2 separate regions of the Homo sapiens genome follow, and region 2 is linked to region 1. A link is an interaction called in ENCODE POLR2A ChIA-PET data of the cell type or tissue named here. Cell type or tissue: Panc1. All regions are shown on one strand.

What was found. Peaks named below come from ENCODE experiments on the same cell type or tissue, not always from the same donor. Only the 100,000 strongest peaks of a DNase experiment are listed, where the experiment ranks them.
Region 2: POLR2A ChIA-PET joins it to region 1 with 9 read pairs; 3 of 35 experiments call an interaction of 5 or more read pairs at or near these places.

Annotation. Positions count from the first base shown.
Region 1 is chr12:104,251,581-104,254,080 of GRCh38, forward strand. It overlaps TXNRD1 (thioredoxin reductase 1), which reads left to right. Exons shown (of 17, transcript NM_001093771.3): 2 at 1-98. Among named protein-coding and RNA genes, the nearest start is that of TXNRD1-AS1, 28 kb to the right of the region's middle. In Panc1, a CTCF peak has its summit at 1,979; no DNase peak of the experiment used is centred here; H3K27ac peaks cover 1,793 bases.
Region 2 is chr12:104,343,795-104,346,294 of GRCh38, forward strand. The region is part of intron 16 of TXNRD1 (thioredoxin reductase 1); the gene reads left to right. Among named protein-coding and RNA genes, the nearest start is that of EID3, 41 kb to the left of the region's middle. In Panc1, no CTCF peak of the experiment used is centred here; no DNase peak of the experiment used is centred here.

The DNA.
Region 1 (2,500 bases):
GCACGGCCACTGCAGACTCCAGAGCCCTGCTTCAGGCCTATATAGATGGTCACTCTGTGGTCATCTTCAGTAGGTCCACATGCACACGCTGTACTGAGGTAAGGCTTTAAACTCAAGGGGTTTAAATGGAATTGAAGGAATTTGACAGACTTTTGAGCTCAAATGTAAACAACTGGATTTTACCTTTAGGAAGAGTGTATGTAGGCTGGGCGCGGTGGCTCACACCTGTAATCCCAGCACTTTGGGAGGCCAAGGTGAGTGGATCACAAGGTCAAGAGATCAAGACCATCCTGGCCAACATGATGAAACCCCATCTCTACTAAAAATACAAAAATTAGCCCAACGTGGTGTCATGTGCCTGTAGTCGCAGCTACTCGGGAGGCTGAGACAGGAGAATCACTTGAACCCAGGAGGCAGAGGTTGCAGTGAGCCGAGATAGTGCCACTGCACTCCAGCTTGGGGGACAGAGTCAGACTCCATCTCAAAAAAAAAAAAAAAAAAAGGAAAAGTATATGTAGGTGTAACTTGCTTCAGAGTAATTGTAAAATGTGGATTTGATAACAAAATATTGTTTGAATAATCTTTCTGAGCTTTTGGGAAGTATGAGACATATTCAGGTAGTCGAGGTCAGGGAAGGTTAGGGTGGGGGAGTTACCAAACCGGTTGATTTGCGGCCCTTTCAGATATGTCTGTAGGGAATATTTCATAAGGAATGGTTACTTAGGGTACTACCAAATTTTGATAAATATCTCTTCATGCTTTGGTTTATTATGGGGAAAATAACTTCACAAAGAATAAACTGTTTCCTACTTGGTTCTTAATCTTAGATTATCAGAGAGAAAAGGTCAGTGGTTACAGCCAAGGGGAGGATTAGTTTAGTCCACCCTGAATAAACCAGGGTGGACTTAACCATTAACGAAGGTGAGAATTGAAAGGCAAACCTGATCTGTCTGGTGCTTCATAGGAAGGCTGAGGGCATTTAAATGTCACTGAAGTTTAGCTCTAGGCCTACACAATGGAGTCTTAGGTAAATATAACTGGCCATCTGTCCAGGTTCACTGAGAGGTTAATTTATTATTTTTTATATATATATATATATATATATATATATTTTTTTTTTTTTTTTTTTTTTTTTTTTTTGAGACGGAGTCTCGCTCTGTTGCCAAGGCTGGAGTGCAGTGGCGCGATCTCAGCTCACTGCAAGCTCCGTCTCCCGGGTTCATGCCATTTTCCTGCCTCAGCCTCCTGAGTAGCTGGGACTACAGGTGCCCGCCACCACACCCCGCTAATTTTTTGTATTTTTAGTACAGACGGGTTTTCACTGTGTTAGCCAAGATGGCCTCGATCTCCTGACCTTGTGATCCACCTGCCTCGGCCTCCCAAAGTGCTGGGATTACAGGCGTGAGCCACCGCGCCCGGCCGATTTTATTATTAAGTTTAATTTTCTCTCAACTTGTCTGCCCCATGACTTACTTTCCAGATCTCAAGGAGTTTGAATTCAGAAGTCTTTTTATTCTGGAAGCCTTACATAGAAATAAATGGGCTTATGGGCTTTTTGGACTCTCTCTCTCTGTTTCTCTCTCTCGTTCTGCATGTGTGTGTGTCTGTGCACACGTGCACTTTTTTCCCAAGTAAAGAAAAAGGAAGGTGGGCGGCAAAAACACTGAGGTACGGAGACCCTTTCATCCTTGTGTCTCTCCTGAACACATTCTGCATCGATGCCACCTTAGGCTTCATCCCTATCAATATGATAGTGATGCCTTTCATGTAGGACATCATATTGGGAGTAGGATTGCAAAGAGGCAGAAGACACAGTCCCATCCCTGGGGGTTTAGCTCAACTGAGGGCAGAACATAGGCTTAAGAAGAAAAATGATCTCAGATAACCCATGCTAAATTCTACATGATTGGACAGGCAGCAAGTGCTAGAGAATTTAGAAGAGGGCTGGGCATTAGAAATCTGCTATGTAATTCTTGGCCTCTAGGGGCTTAATTATGTAGCTCTGCAATTCTTATCTGCTTTTGGGACCTACTGCCCCTCCCCCGCACCGCCTGCCACTTCCTTTTTTTTAATCTTTAAAATGAAGGGCTTGAACTAGTTGCTTATTGAGGGTTTTTTTGTTTTTGTTTTTGAGACAGAGTCTCGCTCTGTTGCCCAGGCTGGAGTGCAGTGGTGTGATCTCGGCTCGCTGCAACCTCCGCCTCCTGGTTCAAGTGATTCTCCTGCCTCAGCCTCCCAAGTAGCTGGGACTACAGGTGCACACCACCATGCCTGGCTAATTTTTGTATTTTTAGTAGAGATGGGGTTTCACTATGTGGCCAGGCTGGTCTCGAACTCCTGAGCTTGTCGTGATCCTCCCACCCCAGCCTCCAAAAGTGCTGGGATTATAGGCGTGAGCCACTGCGCCCAGCCTGAGGGTTTTCTTAGTTCTGAAATTACGTGCTTGTCTAGTCTTTTTCGTTACCAAACAGGTTAAGAGCCTGGACTCTAAAGTCAGAGT
Region 2 (2,500 bases), 92 kb after region 1:
TCTCAAAAAAAAAAAATAAAACAAAATGGCCTGGCTCAGTGGCTCACGCCTGTAATCCCAGCACTTTAGGAGGCCAAGGTGGGCAGATCATCTGAGGTCAGGAGTTCAAGACCAGCCTGGCCAACATGGCAAAACCTTGTCTCTACTAAAAATACGAAAATGGCCTGATGTGGTGGTGCATACCTGTAGTCCCAGCTACTCAGGAGGCTGAGGCATGAGAATTGCTTGAATCTGGGAGGTGGAGGTTTCAGTGAGCCGAGATCACGACACTGCACTCCAGCCTGGAGCGAGACTCTATCTCAAATAAAAAAAAAAGTAAAATAAAATAAGGGAATATCTAACTGTAGGGTTGATTAAAATGCAACCTGTAAAGTGTGTAGGAGAGTTCCTGGCATTTAATAGATGCCGAATAGCTGCACCTGTTAGCTGTTTTTTCCCCAGGATATTATAGATGTGGCTGTGGCTTGGGAGGGGAGACGATGTGGCTGGACTGAAAGGTCATCATGCCAGTATTTTTAATGGGGGTTGGAGAGAGATACATATTGTGAAAAAGCTCCAGTGATTTTTTTTTTTTTTAAACCCTGGTTGTGAACTACTTGCGTTGATACTGGATTTTGAAAAACCAAAGGCTTTAAACTCCTGGTTATGGACATTTTAAAAAATTATTTTTAATTGACACAATAATTGTACATATTTATGGGGTGCATAGTGATGTTTTGAAACACAGAGTTTATAGTGATCAGATTAGGGTAATTAGCCTATCAATCATCTCAAACATTGACCATTTCTTTGTGTTGAGAACATTCCATATCCTTCTAGCTATTTGAAAGTATGCATTATTGTTTAACTGTAGTTATCCTAAGGTGCTATAGAACATATTCCTCCTATCTAGCTGTAGTTTTATATCCTTTAACAAATCTCTCCCTATCTCCTTCTCCCAACCCTTACCAGCCTCTAGTAATCTCTGTTCTACTTTTTACTTCTGTGAGTAAGCTAGCACAGCCACTGTGGTCAACAGTATGGAGGTTCCTCAAAAATCTGCAAATAGAGCTACCATATGATCCAGCAATCCCACTACTTAACTGGGCATTTATCCCAAGGAAGTCTTTTAGGGGTTCATAGGAGGAACTCTTTTCTCTGCCAAATGCTGGGTTCTGACTTGGATAGTATTTGGATTTGCTACTGGACCCACTGTTTTTATCGTCCAGACATATTCTGTGGGGAATGTGATATTCTGTGGGGAATGCGGTTCAGAAGTGGTCCACAGAATGTTTGTTATTAGTCCATAATGATAGAAGGCTAGAAACGAAGAAGAAAGTTTAGAAATTTTAACAATAATTTGACAGTGACTGATCTAGTAATAAACAATGGTGTTTTAATTTTACATGCCTTTTAAAATTTCATTTCCCCAGTACATTGTCAGTGAATTTCACAAGTGTTAGTCCAGTGGATGAATTAGAAATAATAATAATTTTTAAACCAGTCCTGAGTACTACTTTAAACTGAGTGCTCAAAAATAGCTGCAGCTCCAGAGCCAGCTGTGGTAGGCTGGCACAGTGACTCACTTTGGTAAAAATCCTGGGCAATTGAGAGCAGTCTTTGACTCTGAGGAGTAATTACTTACAAAAGTTGACAAATTCCTTAGCAAAGTAATTTCCAAAGGGAATTACTAGAATTCTAGAATTGCTGTAAGAGGAGAGGCTACTCTTGTTTGTCCTGTGTGAGAGGGATTCTCAGCGCCTGGGGCATTAGCAATGCATTTGCCGTATTCAGTGTGAGATGGGGTTGGTGGTCATTTATTCTGAACACCTGAGCCGCAGTCATTGAGTAGGAAACGGATTACACATAGTTATGAAGTTCACTTGTAGAGGAGAAAAACAATAGTTCAAGAGGAAAACATTTGAAAATACTTCCTTGTAATGTCTTAAATGAATTTTAGTGCCAAATATTAAAAGTTTTTGTGTTTTTTGTTTGTTTTTAATTTAATAGTCAATATAATCCCACTCTAAAGTGAGGGAGCCTTCTGCGGCTGGAAGTGGTGGGGACAGATAAGAGTATGTGAGGTGGAAAGCCTCCAGCAGCTCCTGACCCTTGTACGAGTCCTGTGTGTTGGGATGGAAGGGCATGGAGGCTGCCCCTTCTGCTCATTTTTTAAAAATACATGTTTTTATAAAAATTCTAAAACAGTTGTGTACGAATGAAATCTGTCAATTGACCCAAGCAGTTTTTTTCATTTATTTGAGATAGGGTTCCTGTCACCCAGGCTGGAGTGCAGTGGTGTGATCTCAGTTCACTGCAGCCTTGACCTTTCAAGCTCAAGCGATGTTCCTGCCTCAGTCTCCTGAGTAGCTGGGACCACAGGTACATGCCACTGTTTCCAGCTAATATATATATATATATTTGAGACAGGGTCGCATTATGTTGCCCAGGCTGGTCTCAAACTCCTGGGCTCAAGCAATCCTCCCGCCTTGGCTTCCCAAAGTGCTGGGATTGCAGGCGT